4 separate regions of the Mus musculus genome follow, and regions 2, 3 and 4 are each linked to region 1. Evidence: chromatin contacts called from ENCODE POLR2A ChIA-PET data. All regions are on one chromosome and are shown on one strand. The core of a region is the stretch at or near the end of the contact, and the rest is flanking DNA. Distances in the headings are between cores, read along the strand shown. Region 1 holds the start of Macrod1 (mono-ADP ribosylhydrolase 1). Region 2 overlaps Macrod1 (mono-ADP ribosylhydrolase 1). Region 3 holds the start of Dnajc4 (DnaJ heat shock protein family (Hsp40) member C4). Region 4 holds the start of Bad (BCL2-associated agonist of cell death).

What was found. ChIA-PET counts read pairs that join two places held with the same protein, here RNA polymerase II (POLR2A).
Region 2: POLR2A ChIA-PET joins it to region 1 with 27 read pairs in Patski. The contact joins the enhancer-like site here to the promoter of Macrod1 in region 1. POLR2A ChIA-PET finds 5 or more read pairs at or near these places in 3 of 5 experiments (Patski and embryonic stem cell).
Region 3: POLR2A ChIA-PET joins it to region 1 with 26 read pairs in Patski. The contact joins the promoter of Dnajc4 here to the promoter of Macrod1 in region 1. POLR2A ChIA-PET finds 5 or more read pairs at or near these places in 3 of 5 experiments (Patski and embryonic stem cell).
Region 4: POLR2A ChIA-PET joins it to region 1 with 28 read pairs in Patski. The contact joins the promoter of Bad here to the promoter of Macrod1 in region 1. POLR2A ChIA-PET finds 5 or more read pairs at or near these places in 4 of 5 experiments (Patski and embryonic stem cell).

What each region holds. Positions count from the first base shown.
Region 1 is chr19:7,055,436-7,058,135 of GRCm38, reverse strand. It overlaps Macrod1 (mono-ADP ribosylhydrolase 1), which reads right to left and starts at 1,368. Exons shown (of 11, transcript NM_134147.4): 1 at 954-1,368. The coding sequence starts at 1,245.
Region 2 is chr19:7,134,330-7,137,133 of GRCm38, reverse strand. All of the region lies in intron 3 of Macrod1 (mono-ADP ribosylhydrolase 1), which reads right to left. Gm38621 (a long non-coding RNA gene) reads right to left here. Exons shown (of 2, transcript XR_877703.3): 2 at 1,095-1,453. It also overlaps a transcript of Flrt1 not described here. Among named protein-coding and RNA genes, the nearest start is that of Gm38621, 13 kb to the right of the region's middle. Within about 2 kb of position 1,422, at least 2 of the 3 ENCODE cell types and tissues checked have a DNase peak (open chromatin) inside an H3K27ac peak, as active enhancers do.
Region 3 is chr19:6,991,190-6,993,889 of GRCm38, reverse strand. It overlaps Dnajc4 (DnaJ heat shock protein family (Hsp40) member C4), which reads left to right and starts at 1,308. Exons shown (of 7, transcript NM_001357001.1): 1 at 1,308-1,341; 2 at 1,618-1,731. The coding sequence starts at 1,637. Nudt22 (nudix (nucleoside diphosphate linked moiety X)-type motif 22) reads left to right here. Exons shown (of 6, transcript NM_026675.2): 4 at 131-228; 5 at 364-457; 6 at 688-871. The coding sequence ends at 846. Gm35838 (a long non-coding RNA gene) reads right to left here and starts at 1,433. Exons shown (of 2, transcript XR_386530.2): 1 at 1,151-1,433; 2 at 844-1,068.
Region 4 is chr19:6,941,231-6,943,930 of GRCm38, reverse strand. It overlaps Bad (BCL2-associated agonist of cell death), which reads right to left and starts at 1,369. Exons shown (of 4, transcript NM_001285453.1): 1 at 1,307-1,369; 2 at 885-1,064. The coding sequence starts at 1,056. It also overlaps a transcript of Gpr137 not described here.

The sequences.
Region 1 (2,700 bases), core at 119-2,618:
CAGGACTCTAAGGAAGAACACTAACTCCCTCTGCTGGAATTCTGGACGAGCCCCGCAACTCCCGGCCAAGGTTGAGGGAGTGGCAAGTTCTGATTGCTCCCAAAGAAGACTGTCAAGTGCTTTAGGATCCTGGGCAGACTTGCAACAAGGGAGAGCTCTCTTTTCTAAAAAGGAACCAATCTGAGGTTACCTTCAACCCCGCTTGACCCAGCCCCCATGGTCACGCCCACTAGCAGCCCAGCCAATGGCCTTAGCCGCTCATTGGGAGGAGGATCGGCCCGGAATAATAAGGGAAGCACTGGCGCTGAAAGGCAGGGGCAGCTGGACTGCCACTCAGGGCTATTTGGGGCTCTGCACTTTGCATTCCAGTTAGCGACTAGGTCGTCCGGGACCCGTGGCCCCTTCCTGGCATGCCCGTCCAGGAGGAGAAATACTTTCATTCTTGAGGGAGTCAGTGATTCTCACAAGCCCACGCCCGATGTCAGCCTGCTCTCCAAGTTCTATGATCCCAGTCCCTCAAGAAGGAGCAAAGTGCTGGCAAGGGGCCAGAAGCCAGCAGGAGGGCAAAACGGGCACCTACCATACTCCCAGAGAGGCCCCCGAGCTGCCATTCTTGGGGCTACCTGACCCTACCTGATAGGCCAAGCTTCTACACTTTGCCTTTGCACACTCCCAGCCTGACCTTGGGGAAGTGAACTCTGGCCCTAAGCCTCAGTTTCCCTCCTGTGCATGCATGGAGGAAGGTGGCAGATCCCAGAGGATCTGGGGGTGTGGGGGGTGTGGACTACCTGGGACCATTGCTGAGGTAAGGCCGCCTTCCCCACTCGTTTAGTCAAGGGGTAACCTGGTGTAGGAGCTGGGTATGGATGTGGGCTAAAGGGGTTCCCGAGTGTCTCAGTTGCTCGTGGAGTGCCTTTCGGCCGGGGAGACCCACGCCCTGCGCTCACACTTACATTTGGCCTCCTTCCAGTCGGTGGAGGTGCTCAGGTCCACCTTCGCGGCCATGGCCAGGGGGGCCCAGGTGCGCACCCAGGCTCCACGCCCCGCCGCCCCCCACGCCCCAACTCCCGCCGAGAGCCACGCGCAGTAGCCGTGCTCGCCCAGTGCCACCAGGGGACCGCACGCACTGCCACGGGGCCGCGGGCCACCCGCCGAGCGGCCGGGCCAGGGGCGCAGGGAGACCAGCAGCTGCCCCGCCGCGCGCAGCTGTGCCAGGCGGCCGGACACTTGGCTCTGCAGCGACATGAGCAGGCGGTGCCGGGCGGCTCCCCGCCCACTCGGACTCTATTTACGGTGCTCCGGAGAGTCGCGCTCGGTCCCTTATTTACTCTGGGACGAGAGTGGCGCGTGCCAGCCCGTGGCGACCTGCTTAGAGACCGCGGGCGGCGCGCCGCTGGGCACCCTGGAACTTGTAGTTCCGTCCCGGCCCACTGCGCTCACGCACTGGTAGCACACACGTGCGCACCCAGCCTGTCTGTGTCCTCCCGAGTGTGGCTGCAGCCAACCTTCCGAAGCTCGGTGATTCGACAAGGCACTCCGTGCGTGGGTTTTCCCGCCAAGTCGGCTTCTAGTTCTTTCCGCCTAGTTGCCGTGGCTCATAAGTAAACTCGGTCCTATCGCGTGTTTTGTAGGCATAGAGAGACCTGGACTTGTGTTGGTGCCTCCGCATCACCCAGCTCTGCTTCTGATCCACAGCAGCTGCACGTTCCAGCCTGCCAAGGTGGGGCGGGGGTGATAGGTGCCGCGGACCTATGTGTTAGGGTGGGGCAACTTTTCTGAAGAGCTCGACCTCCCTTAAGCTCCAAGAGCCAAGCAGCGCCGACTGAATTCCACAGCAGCTCACAAGACATTAGTGAGATTTGACAGGAAGAAACCTAGGTGTCAAATAGGCATGGTAAGGCATACTTACAATCCAGCATTCCAGAGGGTGAGGGCGGAGGATCTTAGGAAAGTTTAGGATCAGCCTGACTTACAAGGCAGCCACATAGCAAGACCCTGTCTCAGTCAATAGGTCAGTCTAACAATCAATATAAAAAAGAGCCGGGCAGTGGTGGCGTATGCCTTTAATCCCAGCACTTGGGAGGCAGAGGCAAGCTGATTTCTGAGTTCGAGGCTAGCCTGGTCTACAGAGAGTTCCAGACAGCCAGAGCTACACAGAGAAACCCTGTCTTCAAAAACCAAAAACCAAAAAAAAAAAGGAGAAAAGGAGAGAGAATATGGATCTATAAATGTGGGTGTATAGAAACACTAGAGTAGTGACCTAAGAAGGATAATTTTTTTCTTCTTTATTTTTCTCCTTTTCTTTTGTTGTTGTTGTTGTTGTTGTTGTTGTTTTTTTTTTTTCTTCTCGAGACAGAGTTTCTCTTTGTAGCCCTGGCTGTCCTGGAACTCACTCTGCAGACCAGGCTGGCCTCAAACTCAGAAATCTGCTTGCCTCTGCCTCCCAAGTGCTGGGATTAAAGGCGTGCGCCACCACTGCCCGGCTAATTTTTTTTTTCCTCATATTCCATAATGACATATGCCTGTAACCTGTTCCCGGTTAGCCACTACTTCATATTCAGTTCCACACCAGCCTGGCCTACCTGAGAGCTGGTTGTCAGAGCTACCCAGTGAGACTCTACATTTTTATTTAAAAAGAAAGCGGGGGTGGGGGAGGGATTTAAATCCCGGGGCTGGAGAGATGACTCAGCAGTTAAGATC
Region 2 (2,804 bases), core at 173-2,672, 79 kb before region 1:
TTCCCGAGGCCCTGCTGACCCGAAGATTGGGTAGGGTCAGGGAGTCCCAGCTGGGGAAGTGGAGGTCCTCTGAAGTGGGAGCCAGGTCACCCTTGCAGTGGCCTGACATCAGACACAGGGAGGACAGGTACACACTCAGCAGTGCATGGTGACACCTGGGTCTGGCTTAGGCAGTAGAGTCTCTAATGTGTCACGGGGAACCTCTAGCTGCTGGCTCGGCTGATGCAACAGGCATCTATTGACAGTCATTAAGTCTTTAGCAAATGATTGACAAGGAAATAACCTTGACGGGAATTTAGCTTGGGAGTCCAGTGCAGATCCAGTTTCGAAGGCTCCCCACACCCCATGGCCCAGCCCATCCTCGACAATCTACAGGCTTGCAGAGCAGCGGGCAGGTGAGCCCTGGGCAGGAGTGGCATGGTGAGAGGGGAAGGTAACACAGGGCTGTGTCCCTACATCCTCTCTTCCCCGTGGTGACTTGATGGGGGTGCTGTTATTGTGCCTCTGCCACGGATGCAGAGATTGGGTCTGGGACTCACATAGCTTTTAGGTGGCAGGAATTCCCATTCCTGTCCCAGTGTGACACCCTGTTGAACTGAGTCGTGTGTCTGAGATGCCAAACAAAGCCATGCTGTCTTCAGATCCAAATAAGGCAAGCAGGCCAGGCTTGGGGAGAAGGTCAGAGCCTGGGTCGGGGGTGTACCTGGGGCTCTCAAAACTACCAGGAGGGTTCAGAGCCACTGGCTTTCTGGCTTATTTTCTCTCTTTATAAAATGGAGCAGGCAGTGCCTCCCCATCAGGGGCTCTACGGGAGGCGTGCGCGGGAAGTGTTAGGAAAACTATAAAATGCCAAACAAACAGGAGGCTGGCAGAGCGCTTCCTCCCGCCTGGCAGGCAGGCTGGGGACTGGGAGGCCCTGTGAGAACCCCAGAGCAGGTCAGGTGGGGCCCCGCCTTGCCTGCTGGGCCAAGAGGAGGAGGAGAAGCCGGAGGGAGGAGTGTGCTGGGCACAGGAGGCATCCCAGCTGATCCCAGCAGATTTAACAGGACTTTGAAAAATAAAAAAGGTAAAACAGTCAAACCACTGCCCGCTCCTCCTGCTGCAATAAAAATGGATTTATTTGTTCGTGGAATGAAATTTAATAACTTTGGGGGGAGATGAGGCGTGAACAATAACAGTTTTTTTCCCCTCTTTCTCATTTTGGAGGGAGAAGGGAGGAAGAAGAGGGGATGAGGACCCCCGTTGAGATAGTTGGGGGAAGGGGGTGTGTGGGACTGAGCCCTCTAGAGATTGGCTAAGTAGACAAGGAGGGGCTGGCTCTGCTCCACGCTCCAGAGACTTCCACGGTTCAGGTTCACGGAGGGGCCGCGTGCTTCTCTTGTTTCCCTGTGCACCCGGCTGTGCGCCAGGCCTCTGCCCCCGCTGGGCCCTCCTCCTGCTGTGCCTTCCTCCCCTGTCAAAATTCCACTCATCCCTCAGAACTGTTTGTAGAAAGGCCTCCACCAAAGCTCCCATGCCCCTCCCCAACCCACTCCCAGTCCCTGGCAGCAGCCCCTCCCAGCTACAGCATGCCCCTAGACCTCTCTGAGAACCCACATCCCTTTCTACCCTCTGCAAAATTGTGTGTGGTGCTTGGCTCCCAGATTTCAGCCTGTGGCCCTCACCTCTGGGCCCTGGCCCAGAGCAGTAATGTTTGTTGAATGAATAAGTGTAAGTCAGAGACTTGGTGTCTGTCAATTATCCTCTAACCCAGGGGCTGTCTGAGCAGAAGCCAAGAAGCCAAGCTCCCTACATGGCCACTGCTCTTAACTGAGCCGGTACCAGACCTGGAGGACTGCTGGAGGAAGGGTAGGGGGCCTCAGTGCTCCACCCCAGAAACCCACTGCTTTCTATGAGGTGTTTCATCTCTTCAGGCTATGCTTTCCACAAAGCAGGTCCCAGAGTCACCGAGCCTGGTAGTTATGGGGGTTCTCTGTCAAGCAGGAGGTCCCAGAGTCTGGTGAAGCCAGCGATTGCAATGCCTCATCCTCTCTTGGACTACGGAACACAAGAATCGGACCACGAAGGAAGGGGCTGTGAACTGAGTCACCCGGGCCAGGCTGTGGGCAGGGACTGGCCGTGCCAAGAGGTTGGAAGCCTCTCTAGGTTGGTCTTATGGTGATTCCAGGTCTGGCTCCCACAGCCTGGAGAGGCCTCAGCTGTGCAGGGGGGACAGGCAGCCTGGGAGCTGCTGGGCAGGTCGATAGCAAAACAAACGCACTATTGACCGCAGCCGCTCACTAAATCCTCCCGGCAGACAAGCTGATGTGAGCCCAAATAGAATGGACTCAGAACTCAAGTCGCCCCTCCCTGCCCCACCCCCAGCTCCAGGGGAGGGGCGAGGCGAGCTGCAGCTGGGCCGAAAGCGGGGCTGGGACCAACTCTGTTCCAGTCTCAGTGCACAGGCTTGGAGTCAGGCGGCCCTGAGCGGGGCCAGGAGAGGCCATGGATGCCCGAAGGCAGGAATCCCAGCAGCTAAAATTAGGTCCAGCTGATCTGTTTTTTTTTTTTTTTTTTTTTAATAATTACATAACATTTGCTAAATAGCAAAGAATACATATGCTGTCTCTCGGTTATGAAGCATAATAATGAACCAAATGCCTATGACCCCTGTATGCAAATGAAGCCCAGTGTAGGTCATTGGTCTCCAGTGCTCTGGGGCAGAGATAATGAGGCACCCTGCACCTGGTGCCCTGGATTCTCTGTCAGCCTCAGCCTAGATCTGCAAAGATTAGCTAGGAATACTCTCAGAATTGGGGAGTGCG
Region 3 (2,700 bases), core at 59-2,558, 64 kb after region 1:
AAGTTTAAGGATAGCCTAGGCTACACAAGGCCCTGTCTTGAAACAAAAACAAACAGAAACACCAAACCAAACCAACCAACCAGCCAGGCTACTGAGAAGTCAGCCTGACAGGTAGGACTCCCCACCACAGGTGAACCTGCCACTGCACACCTTGAGCCAGCCACTGTTGTTGGGAATCGCTTGCAATGAGACCAGCGCGGGCAGAGCCAGTGCAGAGTTCTATGTCCAGTGAGTGGGTTCCCGGGCACAGGATCCTGGGTGAGATGGCCAGGGAAGGAGTGGGTTTAAGGCAACTGGCGTTTTGCAGGGGTCCGTCCTATAAGGTGTGGATATCTACCAAGACACCTTCATGTTTTTGTCTAGGTGCAGCTTGACTTCAGAGGAGGTCAGGAGTTATTACCTGAGTGGGGGACCTGAGGCCCACGAGTCTACAGGAATCATCTTTGTGGAGACACAGGTGTGGAGTTGAGACCTTCTAGGTGTCTGGTTATGGGGTTAGGGATATCTAGGTGAGGTAGAGGCCTCTGGGTCTCCCAGAGTTTCCTGAGGCACAGAGCTTGGCTCCTTCCTAAAGGAAAAGCCCAGGGACAGGGACAGTCTAGGAGTTCTAAAGTATGGCAACTCCAGGCACAGGGTGTCCCTGGACGAAGGGAGGCCTGATGTCTGGGTCTCATTGATTTCCCACAGAGGGTACAGAGACTGCAGGAGACGGAGATGTGGGCACAACTCTGCCCCTCGGCCAAAGGCGCCATCCTCCTCTACAATCGCCATCCACCTCTACAGTCAGGTGTTGGGAAGTCCCACCTGAGTCACCCTAGCGCCCCAGCCCTATCACTGCAGCTCTGAAGACAATAAAGGACTTTATTCTTGTATTCCGTTAGCTTCTGCTGCTTTCCTAGGAGTCCGGGGTCCTCTGAGAGAACCCGGGATGGATGAGAGGGGCTGAGCACTGTGGCATAAAGGGAACAAAACAAAAAAGCCCCAAGGTGCGACCTCTGTGTTCCTCTTGGCTGCGGAATGCGGGTCACGACGGGGTGAAGACATCTCTGCAGAACCCGTACCTCGCAGCTAAAAGAGAGGGTGGAGCACAAGACCTTCCTGGAGGTCAAGCTCTGCCCCTACCCCCGCCTCTTCGGTTTGACACTGGTACCTTTTTCAGCTGTCCCAATGCTTCCGCTTCGCGGGCCCCGGCGTCCTAGGCCAATGAGCATGTGGGGGCGGGTCCTTTGATGCACATTATCCTCATCTCGCCCAATAAGCGTGGCCTGAGCGTCTACCCCCAATGAGGGATCAGGGGCGGGGCCTTCATAGGCGCAGGAAATGGCGGCGACCAAGGAGCCTGTGAGTGGGGCAGGGGCGGGGCTTGGCTGTGTCTCCTCCTTCGCACGCCCCCTAATGCTTTGGGTGAGAAGGGGTGTCCCAAGTGCCTAGCGGGTGGTCCAGACTTGGAGGGTGATGCTGGAAGGCCTAGAGCACCCCTTGTCTGGTTCTTAGTAAAGAGGCCTTCCTCGAATTTGCCTTTGTGGGAAACTGAGGCAGGTTCCTTCTTTCTGCCACGATCCCCGAAGTCCGGCCCGATTGAGACCCAATGGACTTTTGGGGGCCTCCCTTTCCTAGCTGCCTGCCCGTCGTCGTCATGCCGTCCCTGTTGCTCCAGCTGCCCCTGCGCCTATGCCGGCTGTGGCCGCATAGCCTTTCCATCCGACTTCTCACAGCCGCCACAGGGCAGCGGTGAGTTGAGCCCCAGAATTTGTCCATGTTCAGTGGTTTTTCTCCTGAGAGCCCACCTTGCGTCTTGAGATAGTTGTCTCTGCATTATGTGTCAAGTCCCAGACAACATTCTCCTTCAATGCTAGGCACTTAGTATACCAATAGCTAAGAACTGAGCTCCGAGATTAAGTTAAACGACAGTTCGGGAATCTGAGCTCTGGTCTGCTCTTTCCATAGCTCTGGCGTGTTGTCAGGCTTCGCTGTGCATACGCTGGGAAAGAGGAGGTTGAGTACAAAGATGTAGATTTCTGGGCTTGAATCTGGATGCTGGTCCTCCAGCATTCAATGAAGTGGGGACATGGGAATCTGCCTTTTCCTTTGAGATGGAGTTTTCCTATGTGACCCAGGTAAGCCTCCATAGTCAATCTCCGGCATGTCTATAGAGTTCAGGCACAGCCTCCATGTACTTGCCACTCTCACAGAGGATCCAGTTTTTTTTTTTTTTTCTTCTGAGACAGGGTTTCTCTGTATAGCCCAGGCTGTCCTGAAACTCACTCTGTAGACCAGGCTGGCCTCCTCGAACTCAGAAATCCACCTGCCTCTGCCTCCTGAGTGCTGGGACTAAAGGCGTGCGCCACCATGCCTGGCTTTTATTTATTTATTTATTTATTGGTTTTTCTTGGTTTTTCGAGACAGGGTTTCTCTATGTAGTCCTGGCTGTCCTGGAACTCACTCTGTAGACCAGGCTGGCCTTGAACTCAGAAATTAGCCTGCCTCTGCCTCTCAAGTGCTGGGATTAAAGGCATGTGTCACCACGCCCGGCTAGGATCCAGTTTTGATTCCCAGCATTCACATGGTAAATTATGGAGACCCTCTTCTGACCCGTTGGAGACACCAGACAGGCATGTGGTGGACATACATACAGAAAACACTCATAAACACAAAATAATATAATTTTAAACAATATTTGAAGAAACTTTTTAGCCAGGA
Region 4 (2,700 bases), core at 120-2,619, 110 kb after region 1:
TCACCTGCCTGTCCCATCTGGGCAAGAATAGTCGGGCTGAAGGCGAGCCATAGAGTAAGAAAGAACCTACTGAGCTGGGCGGCGGTGGTGCACGCCTTTGATCCCAGCACTTGGGAGGCAGAGACATGAGGATTTCTGAGTTCAAGGCCAGCCTGGTAGTAAATGCTCTGAACCACTGAGCCATTTTTCCAGTCCCCTCCCCCATCCCTTCTTTTAACCTTCAGCTTTCTTCTTCCTTTTTTATTAGTTTTTATTATTATTATTTATTTATTGGTTTTTCTGTAGGAGTGAGTTCCAAGATAGCCAGAGCTACACAGAGAAACCCTGTCTTGAAAAACCAAAAAATAATCATTTTAAAAAAAGAAAGAAAGAAAGAAAGAAAGAAAGAACGAACGAACGAACGGACCTACTGGCCACTTCTTGGGCTGGAGAGATGGCTCAGTGGTTAAGAGCACTGACTCCTCTTCCAGAGGTACTGAGTTCAATTCCCAGCAACCACATGGTGGCTCACAACCATCTGTAATGGGATCTGATGCCCTCTTCTGAAGACAGCTACAGTGTACTCACATACAATAAATAAATGAATAAATAAATAAATAAAGAGAAAAGTCACTTCTTTGGGGCTCTGCTTACCTCCCACTGATCTTGGGGACATAATAAGGGGGTCTGTTTTCAGCATTCAGTGAGTCAGCTTAATCATTAAGGGCATACCATACATCTCTGTGAATTAGCCCAGTGATGGTTTGTAGAAGAAGCAATCTGATGAAAGGAGCTATCTGGGGCTTCCCAAGAATCTTTAGGAAGTATGGCTGCAACAGCAACGTAAGGGGCACCTGAGAGTCAGGGGGCATGGGACAGGCAGATAATGGTAGTGAGGAACCTACCTCCATGATGACTGTTGGTGGCTGCCCGTCCCTGCTGATGAATGTTGCTCCCCAGGAGACCTGGGGCCAGGTAGGGACCTGGCTGGTCCTCAGTGAGGCTAGGGCCCAGGCCCCTATCTGTAGCACTAGCGTCTTCCTGCTCACTCGGCTCAAACTCTGGGATCTGGAACATACTCTGGGCTGTAGAGACAAGGTAAGAAGTACTCACTACACAGCTAGGCAAACAGTGTTTATGAGAAGCAGAGGAGAGGTACTCCTGTCTCCCTCTCCCACCACGGTAGCTCAACTCCCCAAATCTTCCCAATCCCTCATTTGTCTGCTCAGTCTGCCTGGCTGTCGCCCGAATATTAAATCTCTCTTCAGAGCTCTGTCCAGACACTAGTGCGCTCCCCCTGCCCGTTAGGACCGGGAATAGGTCTCACCCCAAGCCCGATCTCGAGGCCCCTGACCCGGGCCTGCCTCCTCCCTCCAGTTCTAAGGGCGCCCGGCCCTAGTTTCCTGGGCGACGAGAACTGTCACAGATCTGACCCAATCAGTTTTCGAAGTAAATCCCGGGTCGGCCTGGAGGCGGGGCCACCCCAAGCCAGGTCCCACCCCTGCGCCGACCTGCTGGTCTCCACCGCCTTCCTCCCGCGTCGCTCCCCAGGCTCCGGATTCCGGGATCGGACTTCCTCAAGCCTAGGGCGTGTGCAGGAGCCAGCGAGGGCTGCTTTGGGGTTCCCATTTGGATCCTGGAGGCCTGCTTCGGCTGATAAGTCCTCCAGCCCTTCTGGGCCCGAATTCCCTCCTGTAAAATGGGGTTAATGACACCTCCCTGGGGAGCTGGTGAAAACTCTGTAAACAGCTTAGTGATTACTTATAGAGCCGTTCACTGAAGCTCGGCCGTCGGATGCAATGGTCGTTGCGATGGTTATTGCTCCCCCTGGACCGAGTGACCGGGATGGGAAGACCAGCTCCTTCTTCCCGATCGTGGAGGCCTTGCACTGCCCGTCTTGGGGACAACCCCCCGCGCCATTTCGGGAGCTCCTTTACGGCAGGATGGCCGCCCGGGTGCGGAAGAAGGGACGGGGCGCCCAGGAAGGCGAGCCGTGGGGCTCCAGGGGCCTCTGCTGCCAGGATAGGTGTGCGTACGCTGCCCCGGGCCGGAGCGCGGGGCCTGCAGACAGAAGCTAGGGGGCGGGGTCCGGGTACCATCTTGGTTGTGGGCGGAAGTTTCCTTCAGTGACCCTGTGCGGGGAAGTCGTTGCCGCCCCCCATATGGGCACGCCGAACGCGATGTGGATTTGGGAATCTAAGCGTGGGAAATGGTAGTCCCCAAACATTAAGAGCTGGCGGTCCATGGCACTGGTAGCCCAGGTGCTTGCTGCGTGCGGCCTGCTCTACTCTCGGCCGCCCGCCGCCATCCGTAACCCGGGACACCCGCCGGCAGCGCACCTTGCGGCGATTCTCGAAGAGATGCACGCCGGGCGCGGCGCATGGCTTCGGAGTCCCTGCCGGTCGCTACGCAGTTTACGTAGCGAACGGACGTCCGCGCAGGCGCAGGAGTGGGGCGGAGCAGAGGGAGCCGGGGAGCTGGAGCCCGGTGTCCCGGCGACCGGATCCCGCTTACCCCGCAGCGGCCTGAGACCTGACATCGACTTCCTCTTATTCACCGGGGCTGAGGGTGGACGCGGTGGGGGAACACGTCTGGAATCTTGAGGACAGAGGAAGAAGCCTCCCAATCCGGATTATTGGAGGGGAAAGAGGAACCAAGCTTGGGGAGGGGGAGAGCGGGGCGTTGGGCGCCCCCGCAGCGGCCGCTGTCCTAAGCTGACGG